2 separate regions of the Mus musculus genome follow, and region 2 is linked to region 1. Evidence: chromatin loops called from intact Hi-C (ENCODE). Cell type or tissue: left cerebral cortex. All regions are shown on one strand.

Region 1 (8,000 bases):
ACTCAGCTAGGAGGATCATTCAAGGCAAGTTTGTGCGCTTGAATAAAACCAGGTCTCTCTCTCTCTCTCTCTTTGGTTTTTCGAGACAGGGTTTCTCTGTGTAGCCCTGGCTGTCCTGGAACTCACTCTGTAGACCAGGCTGGCCTCAAACTCAGAAATCCGCCTGCCTCTGCCTCCCAAGTGCCGGGATTAAAGGTGTGCGCCATCAACGCCTGGCTTACCTTTTATATTTTACACTGGCTAGAAATTGCTGTGTGAGGCAGGCAGTGGAAGAAACATGCCTTTAATCCCAGCACTCGGGAGGCAGAGGCAGGTGTATAGCTGTGAGTTTGAGGTCGGCCTGATGTACAGAGTGAGTTCCAGGCTAGCCAGGGCTACACAGTGAAAGCAATGTCTCAAAAAGCAAACAAACAAACAAATAAAAGCTCTATGCAAACCCTCCACCCTTCGTTCATACTCCAGGGCTTCTGCACTTGGTCTCTGTAAGACTTTAACAGATGGGAGGGCACTTATCTGGACTGATGACATTCCTGGTTCTGGGCAGTATGCTGTTTAATTTTAATCTTTATGTTCACTCTAGCAACTCTAACCAGTAGGCAGCCGCTGGAAGCTAGGAGCTCCTGCCATCAAACTCAAGCACAGAGATGAAATGGTAAAGCAGGCCTCCAGGGACACACTCACCCAACAAGGCCAGGCTCCTAAAATCCCGTCAAACAGCACCACCAACTGGGGACCAAGTACTCAAAGGGCCAAACCTATGGGGCATTCTTATTCAAATCACTAGATATTTTGTAAACTGTGCCTTATGCTGGGCAGGCCTCAGGCTTGCAGCGATCTTGTCTCTGCCTTCCTAAGGCTGGGATTACATTTGCCAATGGGATTACATTGGCTCTGGTTCCCTTCCTCACTCTTCTGGTCTCACCCAGTCACTTTACCAACAAGGAAGACAGCTCCCAGGCCCAGGCCCAGGGCTAACGTCTTTCTTTCATCAGCTACCCCCACCTTTCGGACTGATTTTGCCAAGTGTTTAGTCTTAGGCCTTCTTCAAAGACATTCAGGATGGCCTGACATATTGCCCCTAGAAGGACAATCTATATCTGAAGAGATAAGTGAAATCTTTACACTAAGTCTTTGAGAGTGTCAGAGGACATTAATGTCTTAATCACCAACTAGACCTCTGATTGATGTAATAATCTACAGGATTTCTTTTAACTCTGACTTATCTATCTATTCTGTGTGGATGTATGTGTGTGTGTGTGTGTGTGTGTGTGTGTGTGTGTGTGTGTGTGTGTGTGTGTGTGTTGGTGGTGATGGTGGAAGGAGGGATAGATAGGGTCTCATGTGGCCCATTATAGCTTGGAGTTTGTTACTTAGCCAAAGATGACCTTGAACTCCTGATTCTCCTGCCTCTACCTCCCAAATGTTGGAATTATAGGCATGGGTTACAATGCAGACTTCCTTCCTTTAAAGAAGTGTGTGGGGAGGAGTTGGGGGGGGGGGCTGCTTCCTTGTGCAGGTGAGCAGGTGCACGAGGAGGCCAGAGCTGTAATGGAATGTGTCATTCTCGAGATGTCTCCATCTTCATTTTAAAGACAAGGTCTCTTACTCATCTCCAAGCTCCTATTTCAGGTTTGTTATTTCAGGCTAGCCTTAGACTCATGTAGATCCGCCTGCCTCTGCCTCCCGAGTGCTGGGATTAAAGGCGCGCAGCACCACCACCTGGCTCACAGAGCCATTTCTAGCCAGCGTAAGATATAAAAGATACCTGGTCTCCAAAAATGAAAATACACAGGAGGAGTTCCCCGTCTCAGCCTCAGAGGTTCTGGGACTCTGAACTCAGGTCCTCATGCCAAGCCATTTTCACAATGTGGTGGCAATACCTCTTTCATTCCAGCACAAGGGAGGCAGGGGCAAGGAGAGCTATGAGTTGGAGGCCACACTGATTGATCTATTGCTCTACTGTGCAATTTCCAGGATGGCCAGGGATACACAGAGAATCAAAAAACAAAAACAAATAAAAAACCCAAACAAAAACAAAAACAAATGACATTAAAAACCCAGGGTGTCATTCTATCTCCTTGGCTGACCTGGATCTTGTTACTAGACCAGGCTAATCTCAAACTCACAAAAATCCACATGCTTCTGACTCCAGAGTGTATTAGGATTAAGGACATACCCACCCCCCAATTAAGGACATACCCCACCCTTTTAAGACTTGGGGGGCAGGGGAAGCAAGGATGTCACTGTGAAATTCAGACTCACCTCAAATTTCTGGCAATTTTACTAGCACCAGTCTTCCCGCCTCAGCCTCCAGTGTCTTCCTGAGATGATCTGACTGCATGAAATGCCCTCGCCTCATTTTAGTTGGCTGGTAGGTGAGGAAATGAACATCTTAGAGGGTATTTTCTCTCTGGTCCTAATGTACATCTTTAAACTAATAGGTTCTTAGCTGGGCTGTGGTGGCCCGAACCTTAGTCCCAGAACTTGTGAGTGAGGCAGAGGCAGGCAGATCTCTGAGTCTGAGACCAGCCTGGTTTACAGAGCCAGTTCCAGGGCAACAAGGGCTACACAGAAAAATCATGTCTCGAAAAGCCAAAAGCACCTAAAAAACCCAAACCAAACAAACAAAAAAACCCAATCTTGAAAATCACAAACATTTAAAAAACAAACAAACAAACTAATAAGTGTTGATCAGTATCTTTTGTTGGATCTAAATATTATATTATTAGGTACCTTATTGTCTCTTACTTCCTTCTTCCTTTTAGGACTAGAAAATACCATCCTCCAGAAAAATAAGGAGTATTTGGGAATGGTTGCTGTGAGCTGGTAGCCCAGGGGGAGGATTAGCATTACATAAATCCCTCTCCTACATTAATCTTTTCTTCCTAATTTCACAAGAATAAGGCAGAACTAAAGTAAAGCAGATAGATAAAGTTTTGGTATTTAGATCAGTAGGCCTAATTCTGTATGCCAAATTCCCTTCCTTTGTTCATTAATATCCCCTCCTGGTAGCCAAACCCTCTACCTAACTTCTGCCTCCTAGTCAACCTTGACTTCCCAGGTCCTCATCCTCAGCATCCTGTCTGCACGTGGTCTTAGTTCCGAAGGCTACCTGGCCCTAAGGTCAAGGTAAATCCGCGCCCAAGCTGCCCGGTGGAGGTGGTCTCAGAGGGTGCTGCGGGATCGAGGTAGTGAGGAGACTAGATCGCAAGACGTGATCCTCACATTTATTTGCCTGGAGTTCTCATGCCAGAGAACCTGGCAGATTTTACTATTTCCCAATTGTTTACTCGCCAAGCTTTCAGGTCCACGCGCCTCAGGGCTGCGCCTCTCACTCTGAAACTTCATTCAAAGGCCAGGCAGGGAGGCCCAAGAGGTGGCGAATGGGCTTGAGTATGACCTCAAGGCCACTTCCTCCCTCTTGGCGCCCTTCCCTCCCCTCCCCCAGTCCACCAACCACCTTCTTGTAAACAAAACTATCCCCCAGGGCGATGGGAGGTCTTGCTCTTCTGCGCCCTCTCGCGCAAAGGGTTAATTTTCCCGATCGCACGAGGGGGAGGAGATTTCCCTGTAGACGAGTAAAAAGCGTGATGGACAAACGTGCGGGCACTAAGACCGCAAGGCATTCATTTCCTCCTACGGTGGATGCGGACGCTGGGAGGAGAGCCCCTGAGCTAGGAGCTGGGAGCAGAGGCGCAGGCAATGCTCAACCCTGGATGTAGCTGAGAGGCTGGGAGAGAGATCGGCCAGGAGACTGACGGCGGGGCAATACCTAGGGGGGTGGGAGGGGGAAGCAGACAGGAGAGCACTCAAAATAAAAGGCTCTTTACAGATTTTTTTATTTTGTATAGAGAACACGTAGCGACTCCGAAGATCAGCCCCAATGAACATGTCAGTGTTGACTTTACAAGAATATGAATTCGAAAAGCAGTTCAACGAGAACGAAGCCATCCAATGGATGCAGGAAAACTGGTAGGTGATGCTTTCGCGAGATACTATTCCCGGGAGTGCATTAATGTCGGTATTCCTGGTCTGAGCGTGAGCGGAGCGACGGATGGATTGCCGGCAGTAGCCAGCAGATCGCGGAGTTCCAGGGTCTCATGTCTGCAGGAGACTCTGAAGCTGCATGGAAGCGTGCGGTTTGGGGGGTGCTCTGTGTGAGCCGCGGCCACGCGGGCATCTTTGTGTAGATTATATAACATAGAACATATAATATGTGTACCTGTAATAATATACGGGAGACAGAGGCATGTTACAATCCAGCTATCCCACCTGTGTTGTCTCCCTGCTTTCGCTTAGATTTGGGGGTTCTGCTTGGCCTCCCGCAACTGGAGCGTGCAAGGCAGTGGAGGGAGGACCCGGTCTCCGCTCCCTTTAACCCTCTTCAGCCCGCCTCTCTCTGGTCCTTTCCCTCTCCCCATCCCTCGTGTCCTTCCTTTCTCCTTGTAGTTCTTCCACTTTACTGCCCTCCCTTGACTGCCGCCTCCAGCCGTAGATGCCCAGGGTCCAGGACCCCTTCCCCACTCAGATTACTTTCCGGTTTCATAAAGACATCGGGGAGGAGGGGACAATGAAAACTGCAATAAAAATGAATGAACCCGAGCAAGTGGAGCCACGCCATTATTAAGTTTCTGTGTAAAGGAAACGCCTTTTGGACACGCTTCTCCGCGTGGAGCAGCAGTTTAAGTACTGGAAGGCTCCTGCCAGGGCAGTCTCGGAGGTCTTTCCCCAGAACTTCGAATCCGGGAAAACATCTTGTTTACTGAGTTCCTCCGGTCAGTCTTCTGAAAAATCCCCGTGTGGGAGGCGATCCGGTGTCACCTTGCAGTATTTTAAGAAGGGAGCTCCCTCCTTCCCGTAGACCGTGCTGTGGTTGGAGATGTTTCCCTCCGGTTTAGTGCGAGCCCCCTCGATCTCCCCACCCCCACCCCACCCCCTCTGCGCCGCGGCCGGCCCTCGGGGGGCTTCCGGGCTCCGGGAGGTTCCGCTGCCGCGTGCGAGGGCGCTCGCGACCTGCCTTCCCTCCCTCCATTCATCAATGGGAAACCGGAGACGCCGGCGCTCCCGGGCTGGAGCGGGTGGTGGCAGCCGCCGGGGGTTCGCCTTCTCCAGCCCGATCCCGGGCTTGCTGCTCCCGCCCCTTCTCGCCCGCGGGGAGCGCGCCCACCCTTGGCCTTCAGCTTGCGAGCTGGGCCCTTGGGCGGTTTACGGCGGCGGCCGGGCGGAGCCGAGACTCCGGGGCGCGCGAGTTCGGGCCGCGGCATGGCGGCTGCCTGGAGGCCCTGAGCCCCAGAGCCAGCCTGGTGCGGTCGCCGGCGTGCTCCTGGACACCGAGGACGCGGGCCTGGGTCCCGAGCGCGATTACACCCCCGGGGAGTCTGGATCGCCCCGTAAGGGGGAGGCCATAGGGAGGCCCGAGCGCTGCAGGAAGCCCAGCCCCCTCGGGCTGGCGTTCGGGGGGTCCTAGCGGTGCACTTCCTCCCGTTAGGGGCTTGGGGGGGAGGGGGGGCTGTGACCCGAGCTCAACCTGCCAACCTAGGGCTCCGATCTTCTCTGAGACCATTTGTCACCGTCCCTTGCAGGGCTCTAGCCTGCCTTCCTGCCTTCCTCCTCCAGTAGCCCGCAGCTCGCGTCTCTAGCTTGCTGCATCCCGGTTGGGCCTGTCATTCCGGAGCAGGCATTCCTAGCCTCTGCAGGCGCATGGCACTCAGTCTGCCCTGCTGCTGCACCACCCTAGTGCATGCTGTTTGTTGCCCACCCCACCCCACCCCCTTTTCCTAAGGTACCCCAGGACCATTTCCCGCCTCTTTCTCCAGACACTCAGTTAAGTGACTTTCACTCTGTCAGAACTAGACAGGTCCTTGGTCCTCGTGGGACTGAAAATATCCCAAATCCATGAATTTCTTTTCCCTTGTTATTCTTTGGCCACTATTAACTCCTGAACAGTACTTATGTTCTTCCTGACAATGTATTTTCATTATCTTATTTTCCTTATTTCTTATTTTAAAGGTGGCTCCTAGCACATCGTGGGCTGATGTGATGAACCTTTTCTGGTCTTTTTTTTTTTTTTTTTCTGGTCTTGATTTTGCAAAGCATTTTGCAAAATCTTACTTTGTACAAGGCAGATGCTTACAAGGTCCAGCGATTAAAACGCTCATTTGACCGCCAACACAACCTGCTCATATCCGTGTCTGGATTCAGCATGCTTGGCTTGCGTTTTGAACGCTGTTCTAGTCACACTGTAGAATGGATGTTCTTCCCGTCTTTTGATCGTTGGCTTTATAGTTTTGGATAGCTTATTACAGTGGATAAGCTTATTACATCTCGTCCGTGCTGATCTTAGCCACTGTCCCTTTTCACTTCACGATTCTAGTTCTCTTGGAGCCTGATTTCAGAACTTTCCCACCCGCTCTCCGCAACCAAAATGTCTTGGTCGTAATGAAGGTTCTCTTCTCATGTCATTAGACAGGAATCCCATCATAAAGGCTTATATATACCCTCTTGCGAGGGGAGTTGAGGGGCTCCAGAACCATCAAGTCTCACCTTCACCTGTCCTTGTCACTTAGAATGGTTTGAAATAGCTTCTGGAAGAAATCAAGTATAGAAGCCTGTGTGCCCTGTCTTTTGAGAACCTATTTGTAACTGTTCTTTAAAATCTGCTAGACCTAGTCTAAACAAAGTTGCTAATTGTAACAAATCTCTAGTAAGCTGAGTTGCCAGGGCCTCTGACCACCGCTGGGGTCGAGGTGGGGGTTGGGGGAGCCAGGCACGGGTCCTTACATTACAGTAGTCTGTATATAGGAACTAGCCTCATTTAGGAGCACTTGGAATAAGGAGTTGGTAAGACCAGCCCTATAACGCTTTACCTTAGTTACCTCAGCATCCATTCACGGAATGGGGCCCCAGGTTTCCCAGTAGCCTATGTGTAAACTCAGCTGGCTAAGCTGAGACAACAAACTCGTGACATTTATTGCTGCCTTCATTGTTTAACCTGATACTCACTGGCCTAGATAATGAAATATTGTAGACATTTATTTTTGTAGCAAATGGTTTCATAAGAGACTAGACTGCAATGACAATTTCAGTGCAAAGTAGTAAATATGTATTCCCTTAGAAAATCACCCTGTGTGATTGATTTTCTTGTAACTGCCGCCCAGTTAAAAGTCACCTGGGTAATATGATCCGGTGCAGTTTCTAACATGAGGTAGGGAAAAATGCCTGCCTTTTAGCTCCAAATAACATGTCCCAGTTCCAGTTTTAGACTGGAAAGCCCGTGAATGGATGCTATTAAAGCATCCATGTAGATAGACATTTTGTTCTTTTATGTCCTGGCTGGCCATCACTTGTGCTCACTAACAGCCGACTCAATCGGTAAATGCTGCTAGCGAGGAAGCACGGTCACCCAGCCATCGGAAAGGCTGGAAAAGAGACAGCGGATTCATTGAGAAGGAATCCTTCTCCCCTTGAGCCGCCTGCCTGCCTGCCTGCCTGCCTGCCTGCCAGGTTTGTGCTAAGACTGGATGCTAGTTGCTCCGGTTGTAATTGCCTGGCCAATGATGATTATGTTCTGATGTCGGCTGACACGGCATTCACCAATAGGAAAGCAGGAGGCCTGTGCTGACTGCTGTAGCATTATGTATGTGGGGTGACGTCATCAAAGGGCTTGCCTAGAATCTCTTGAAACCCTCCCCCCTCTCCTGGCATCCTCCACTCTTGCAGCTTTGAGTGCTTTGTATACTTTTCTGATTTTCTCCTCTCCTCCTGTGGTGATTTCTAGAAGGCTTTTTTTGTTTTGTTTTGTTTTTCCATATTTGTGTTCTGTATTCTAGGGTTATGAGACAACACAAATTTATTTTTACTGAAGGGGGAAAATGGACTTTAAAGAGAGCTACATCGTGTCTCTACAGTCTTGTGTATGAAGTTTAAAAAGCATTGTAAACCAGTGTTGGCTGTGCACATTTTCCAATGGCTAGATTTATGCTGTTTTTCCTGTGGGGACA
Region 2 (8,000 bases), 100 kb after region 1:
ATTTAACAATATGGAACAATGGTCTCCAAATACTGTACAACTTGTGTCACACTGGCCTTGTCTCTGGGGTCAGCTGCTAAGTGTCACGGGTCAAAAAATCCAAACAGTTGGCACTTACAGAGTGTTTGCCTATATGCTTTGAATGTTAACTCCTAGTCTTATGCAATTAGTAAGTCCTACCATTATTATTTGCTAAGAAAGGTTTATTCATTAGAATTACTTTTAATTAAGTTTTCTTATCCGTAAATCCTACCTTCTCTGCCTTTGTATGTTCTAAGAATTATGGAGTCCTTTATGAATACCACAAAGAAAGGTTTACTCTCACACACACACACACACACACACACACACACCTTTCTGGACTTTTTTATCTTCCCCCAACTGAAACTGAACTCACTCCCCACTGACTCCTCATCACTAAACTCTTAATGAGGGTAATAAGGGCTCTCCGTTCCAGTGGAAACAGTGAACTTGTTTCCATGGATTTAAAGGACTTCACTCTACCAGTGAGAGCAAAAGAGCTGGCCCTCTATTCTTGATACCAAGCTGCCAATGTTTGGATTCTATTAAAACCTGCTGAGATTTGCTTCTGTTACAACTTGGAAACATCTGCTCTGAGTCCAGGCCCTTGCTCAGTTGAGTTTATTGTTGTTTTGAAGTGCCAACTCAGCAGTCCTTCAGCTAACTCTTCCAAGAGGAGCTCAGCTGTCTGTGACAAGCCACATACACAGAGTTGCATCAGCACATCTCTCGGTGGCTGTGACAGCCTTGGGAGAAGAGTTGCTATTGACTTCCATAGGCACACAGAGATCTTGGATATAAGAAACTCTATGGCTTGAATGCTAGCTGTCTCTTGGCTGAAAATAACTGGGCCAATGGTTGTAGGACTCGCCATAAGCAGGATCATGAGTCAGAGGTAACAAAGAAAAATGACAAAGCAGACACCTTCAAGAAATCAACACCCTTTGTTTATACTTGGCCAGCCCCAATTCCATACCAAGGCATATTTATTTGCTCAAAAAAGATAGGCTGGCCAACATCAAACCCATCACAGTCTTTGGGGCTATCATGCATTTCTTAGTTCCTCTACAGTTTTTGCCATTTCTGCAAACTCCATGATTTGGTATGACTCAGGAAAATGGAAAATGATTCTGGGCTGTTTCATCAGAAGAACTCTATTTGCATCAAAAGGCAAGGCTCTAACTAAATAGTAATAGCAAAGTCCTTGGAGTCATGGTTGGACCTTCCGGAACCTCAGGGTATGTTATGGGAAACCAGCATACTCAATGTGTGTACTAAGGACAATAACTTTGGTATGGCTCTGAGTAGCACTGCTCAGAACCATTGAAGGGAGCTAGTTACCCTCAGCTTCTACCATCCTGAACATGAGTTCTGTAAAAGACTCGGTGTAAATTTACGTGGCTATTGTTTTCAAGACTTCATGACAGATCGTTCTCCCTTTCTTACACTCCTCCCAAAGTAATCAGCCCTACTGAGACTCTCCAGCGTACAGACAGGAGAGAGCACAGAGTACTTCAGTAATGCAGGCCCTGTCTTGTTAGATAAGAAGTTCCTCACGCAAGAGTGATGTGATAGGATGGTATTTAAAGAGTAAGGCAGGATGAAGTGCTTATTGTTTTAGGACAAATTGCTTTTACTACAATTGAGTATTGTATCAAATTGATATTTTTAATGAATATTAAGAGACTCATTAAAAACCATCTTGATTAGAACTGACTAGATTAGTTTTGAAGATGGAATTCCTTAGACTTCTACCTTTCCACTACTAACAAAGGTGAGCCAGAAGTGTTGTGTCTACATTATAGTCCAGAAAGGAAAGGAAGGCACAGAGCGGTATAGTAGTAGCAAGGAGAGTTTGGCCCTTAAGTATACGTATGAGAGTGGCCATCGCCTTCTGTCATTTCTGTCCTTATAGTCATCAATAAAATCAGCATCCCACAAGAGAGCAGAGGATTTCAATAGAAATTTTGTACTAGGCTTAGAAACGTTACCACTGGCAACTTGGCTTTCCGTTTTAGACAAATATAAAGTTATTAGGTTTAATAATTCAGTAGGGAAATAAATAACAGCTCTGGTAAATGCAACAGGGACTGATGGCACCAGAGCCCTCAGAAGCTTGAGGCTTCCCAAGGTCCAGCATTACTAGGCCTTGACTGCATCAAGAACTCTAGGCCATCCACCAAGTATGTGAGGGGTAAGCCTTGGGTTGTCCTGGTTCCGTTTTTCTGTCATGAAATCTTGGAGTATTTGGTTGGGCACTTGAGTTTGCACTTCAGTCTGCTACCTGGTCGTACTTGCTTTGAGAGCAGTCACCTGTCCCCCTTCTGGTCATCTTTTCTGTTATATATATGGTTGAATCTGCTTGGTGCTGTCTGTTTCAGGTATGATGTTCTGTGGACGATCTCGAAGAGTAGCCTTGTCTTGCTTGTTCAAGATGTCTGCTCCTTAGAGCCGGCCTTGGTCTTCTTCACTCACGAGGCTTTGTTCCGCTCTTTGTCTTCCAGGTGACACGATATTCATCATTCTGAGGAAACAGAAACTGATCTTCCTGCACTGGTACCACCACATCACTGTGCTCCTGTACTCCTGGTACTCCTACAAAGACATGGTCGCTGGGGGTGGTTGGTTCATGACTATGAACTATGGCGTGCATGCCGTCATGTACTCTTACTACGCCTTGCGGGCTGCGGGTTTCCGAGTCTCCCGGAAGTTTGCCATGTTCATCACCTTGTCCCAGATCACTCAGATGCTGATGGGCTGTGTCATTAACTACCTGGTCTTCAACTGGATGCAGCATGACAACGACCAGTGCTACTCCCACTTTCAGAACATCTTCTGGTCCTCGCTCATGTACCTCAGCTACCTTGTGCTCTTCTGCCATTTCTTCTTTGAGGCCTACATCGGCAAAGTGAAGAAAGCCACGAAGGCTGAGTAGTGTCAGGGCTGAGGAGGAAGTCATAGCTCAGGGTCATCACGAAAAATAATCGACAAAAGAAAAATGGCACAAGGAATCCCATATGGTGCAGCTAAAACAAAACAAAACATCCGTATGAGCAGGCACGAGGCCCAAGGCAGCTTGGGACTGAAGATTAGGTTGTAAGTTTATGATCCTTTCTGGGTGAGGACTCGCTGAGTGCAACTCTTATCTCAAAGCACGGCTGCTGAGGGGACCCCTTCCCTCTGGCCTGTCAACTCTAGAACACACTAGATGCAAAGGCAGCCACGGGCAAAGAGATTGGGCAGAGATTAGTGGACGGCCAGCAAAACACTGCAGGAAGCAGGTGGGGGGAGGAATCTACTCAGCCTTTTTGTTTTGTTTTGTTTTGTTTTGTTTTGTTTTTCTCTAAGGATAAAGGAGTTTCCCCTTTTCAAACGATGTGAGCACACACACACACACACACACACACACACACACACACACACACGCAATCTTTTCAACACGAAACCAGAGCTAAAAGAAAAGATAAACATGGGAGAGACAGGGTTTCTATCTGGGACAGCAATGCTTTTGCAAAAGGCTAGGCCTTTTAAAGAAAGGTGAGCTTGTAACTCCTTGATAAAAGATGTCTTAATTATTTTTACTGCAACTGAAAGTAAAGAGGTAGAGCCTTTCCCCTTCTGCACAGCCTCAGGGCTTGTATGTTCGCTACAACCAAACACAGGACAGTACTTCCCCCATGATACTTTATTACTGGGAGAAAGAAACCCCTGTAGTTGAAACACCACACTGACAACTGTTATTTCTGCTCTCCGACGAGAATTCAAGCATCCGTTGTTCAGTTGCCCCAAACTTTAGGACGGAGGAGTAAATGCAGAACTGAAAGGGAAGAAGCTCAGCTGGCTGGCTTGAAAATGGAGTCTTGTACCATGTGTAACAAATGCCAGCCCATCGTCCCTGGAGCTGAACAGGGAGGAAGGGCTATGGGCAGAGACTAGAGCCGGATTCATCCAATGTGCAGACAGCGTGTTCGCCTCCCTCCCTGTTCGACCTCACACATAATCCTGGCTTTCTAAATGAGGCCCTGTGACACACTCTGTGCTTTCTATATTTTTGTGACTTTCAAACACAGATCTGCAGGGCTCTGCCTGATTTGGGGTAAACACTGTGTTTCTGCAGCCTCTGCATTTGCTCCCTTCAGCAGTGCAGAGGCTTGAGAAGTGCCCTCTGCTGGCTTAGTGAGAAGCTTCAACAAACACTTCACAGTAGGTTGAAATAACTGACCACTAAGGGCCTGCGGAGATTAAACCCTAAGTTCTAAGTGCTGTCAAACACCTGACATATATTTGACCAAATCAGAAGAGAGAGAGAACCTCTATGCTTCAAGTAAGCGTCATAAATTTTTTAAGTGACTTTCACTTGAGAACTCAGAAAGTCAATGTATTAAGAGCCATATTCTGAAAGAAAGAAAGAGAAAGAAAGAAAGAAAGAAAGAAAGAAAGAAAGAAAGAAAGAAAGAAAGAAAGAAAGAAAGAAAAAGAAAGAAAGAAAGAAGCAAGCTAGACAATGTTAACTGTAATATTTCAGTCCTCTACAAGCCAAATAAATGTGTCGATGTTCCTAATATTTCAAAGACGCAATTACATAAAGTTGTTCAATGTGATATAATAGTATTCTAATTGGTTAAGTAGTTTAATGATTAGGCAAACTAGCAGAAACAATTAGAGGCTGCTACACCACGTAGATTATACACACATAGCCACGTACGTGAGGTACACGGAGCTATAAAGCTCAAATCAATAGTAACACGATTTTTGGCTAGCAGAAACTATCACCTATCTTCCTTTACTTGAGAGTGTACAGTAAAAGGGATTTTTTTTCAAATTATTTTTATATTATTTTAGCTTTAATTGTGCTGTCATTCATGGAACAGCTGCTCAGCAGCCTTCCTGTGAGAGATGACAGGGGTGTTTTCGTGTGGCTTGTTTACGTGTGGAATTGGAAAAGAATAAAATCTGATTCCCTTCTGTGGGAATGGGATCAAGGGTAGACAAAGGACCCATGTAGATCAAGTCATAACTGAACGACCAGGGAAGGGAGCCAGGCGGGGGCGGGAGTCAGCTGTGGCTTTCATGTTACCATTGTGTGGTGGCTGATGGACGGGACGTGGTTGGAGGGATGTTTTCTTACTTGGGGTAGAAGTTAACCGGAGATGAAAGTCTAGAAGCCACTCTGTCCAGTGGAATCTTAGGGTGTACTTGTTCCTTTGAGCTTTGTAAATGCACAATAGTGTACAATAATAAGCCTTTCCCTTGCCTTATGGAAGAAAGTGAGCAAGATAATGAAAACCAAGAAGCCACCTATCAGTTGAATTGAGTCTAATCAAAAGGCCAGCCTGAGGCTCCTCTGGTCGGTTCAGTTTAATTTAGATATTTACCATAGAATACAGGTACAATATGGAAATCTCATAAGCATAAACTTTAAAACGACTAAGCTATGCTTCCAAAGCACTTTAGTCTCAGTGTTCTTCGCTTCATGCTCTCTCCACTTGTAAAATAACTTAGACTTTTCATTCGCAGGATGAGTATATAATAATTAAGTTTCCAAACCAGCTAAACTGTAGCTACAGGCAATTCCAGTGTTCACCATGGGAAGAAAAAGCCACATGTTTTTTTAAAAACACAGAATTCTGATATAGGCTCAGCACACAGTTTTTAACATATCAGCTTAGCTGCTCTAATTGTATCAAGATACGAGGCTGGACCACTGGCCTATGACACATCTAAAACCTGCCAGAATTGACTGCCACGTAGATAATACTGCTGTCAGTGAACATTCCGGGCAAGCAAGTTTTTGTAGCTGCCCCACTATGCTGCAATAGATTATCTTTCTATTGAAGATTTCTCGCTGCATTCCAATCCCAGTGTGGTGAAAACTTAATTCCTGGATTGAATGAACACAAATCCAAGGTTTCATATAAACGCAGTGCGGTCACTAGGTCTGAGCATCAACTCAAATGTGTTGAGTTTGCAATGAAATTCTAGTGAGAATCACTCCATTCACACAGTAGGAGATTTTTATCTGGACCTTCTAGTGTCAACTGTGAGGAGAAACAACAACTATCATTATTATTTATTTATTGTATTTATATCCAATGCCAGGCCAAAGTATTGATTTAGATCAAGCAGTGCCCTTCCCCCCCTCCCAACCCCCCATCTTTCTAATCCTTCTGCACTATAGAAAGTCAAGACTGGAGGGGAAATCCATATTCATTGCTGCAGGGGAAAGCAGGTTTATTAATCCTCCCGCTGTCTTTATGAGACCGATTGACCAATGTAGCTCAGGCAGAAGTTTCATGTGGGTGGGATATCTACAGGAGCCTAGGAAAACACTTCCAGAGAAGATAACCACAGACTGTTGTTTTTGTTCATTTGTTTTATATCTTCATGGTAAGATAAGCCTGTCACGGAGTTACAAGGCACCATGACACTAAGGTAGAATGTTCCAGAAGTCTGGCTACCTTCCCAGGCTGCTCAGTTACCTGGGAGTGTCTAGTTACTATCTTGTTCTGACGAGAGGAGCTTTTGCTCAAGAACTGCCAGATACAGACACCAAGTCAGCCCTGGCACACTCTACAACCTCCGGGCATAGGTAATGGGTCTTTGACTATTGGATTGCCTCAGTGTCAAGTGAGTTCCTAGAAGAAGAGACCGAGTAGGCTCCACCCCCCAGACTCCACCACACTCTGAGTTGCATTGGCAGGATCGGTGTCTAGACACAGTTCTTTGTGAAGTGTCAATGCTAGAGACAGTTGTGAGGAGATCATGATGACAGCCCAGAACTTTCTAGCCTTCAAATGCATCCTTTTCCAGTCTTTGTTTTGATAACAGCTATTTTGCTATCAGTTTGGGACAACAGTAGAGTCTGTGGCCATGTGATCTACAGCTTATGATCACACAGCTCCCATTTCCTGGTGCCTGAGATCCCAGCCATCAGAAAGTGATTTGGGTGAGAATTCACAACATATATGTCACCTCTGCATATTGAAGTGACATCTAATAAAACAAGGACGTCCTATTTTGTCTGAACCCGCTGAATGAAGCTCTGTTATCCTAGTTAGTCATTGGGCCGCCATCCTCTGTACCCGATAGTGACACAAAACAGATGTCGGTGCCTGTACAAGAATTCTCAGTGCCTGTTGTGACAGACTGTGCTTAGAAGAAACATTCGTGAGCCATAAAGCAGGAACCACAGATGAAAGGGCCAGTTAAAAGTCCACCTGCTCCAAGTATCATAGAAAACCCAAAAGCCTGTTGTATAATCTGGTATTGTCCCCATCCCCAGATGCTTTGAAAACTAGGATTCTCAGAGCATGGATACCCACGCTTCCATCTTCCCACAAACATTTCCTAGAGTTGTACTGGTGGGTGCAGCGCCTAGGTGGTTGGTTGGGGGAAGTCTTGGAAGCTGTACTTTGATTGCAGGTCAAGCAAAGCCAAATCCAGATATTTCTGTGTCACTCACCAGTTGTCCATGTCCACCCACAAAACAATTGTATTATAGTCAAGTTGTCCTAGCTGATTGGTCCTCAAATAAGGATGCAACTATGTTTGCAACCCAGTTAGGACACATTTGAAAGAACCTGACTCACTAGCATCTAAACAATATCATTTCCCCAATGCTTGGTGGCACTTCAGACTTTTGTTCTCCTGGTTGATCAAGGTGTTGCCTGGTGGTGCCGCCTCCTAGTGTGAATATTTCAGTTAAGTGTGGGTCTGAGCATGACCGGGCTGGGCTTAGCTCACTGCTACTTGGAAAATGACTGGCATTCTGCTTCCTAGGCCCTAAACCCATATTCAGAGGGAAAATTCACTATCAAGCCTCACAGCGAAATCACAGCAGTGTTGGAATTCTTATTTTCAAGTGCTTATCTCACAACATTGAAAAATATTTTTGGTGTATTAAGATTTAAAATAAAGTCATCATAACTTTTGATTTAAAACTGTTTCTAGTTCTTTGTTGTTTTCTGGTCTGGAGCGGT

What was found. Hi-C counts contacts between places; a loop is a spot of excess contacts. Peaks named below come from ENCODE experiments on the same cell type or tissue, not always from the same donor. Only the 100,000 strongest peaks of a DNase experiment are listed, where the experiment ranks them.
Region 2: a loop joins it to region 1, with 8 times the contacts of the local background. A loop is called at or near these places in 18 of 42 quality-filtered maps.

What each region holds. Positions count from the first base shown.
Region 1 is chr3:129,528,797-129,536,796 of GRCm38, forward strand. Elovl6 (ELOVL family member 6, elongation of long chain fatty acids (yeast)) reads left to right here and starts at 3,590. Exons shown (of 5, transcript NM_130450.2): 1 at 3,590-3,699; 2 at 3,852-3,972. The coding sequence starts at 3,884. It overlaps Gm35986 (predicted gene, 35986), which reads right to left and starts at 3,592. Exons shown (of 3, transcript NR_153368.1): 1 at 3,461-3,592; 2 at 2,263-2,368. In left cerebral cortex, CTCF peaks have their summits at 695, 4,988 and 5,194; DNase peaks (open chromatin) are centred at 3,634, 4,144, 4,352, 5,084 and 4 more places; H3K4me3 peaks cover 4,430 bases; H3K27ac peaks cover 4,568 bases.
Region 2 is chr3:129,630,535-129,638,534 of GRCm38, forward strand. It overlaps Elovl6 (ELOVL family member 6, elongation of long chain fatty acids (yeast)), which reads left to right. Exons shown (of 5, transcript NM_130450.2): 5 at 2,526-7,961. The coding sequence ends at 2,956. Among named protein-coding and RNA genes, the nearest start is that of Gm35986, 100 kb to the left of the region's middle. In left cerebral cortex, a CTCF peak has its summit at 4,186 (motif pointing left); DNase peaks (open chromatin) are centred at 660 and 4,129.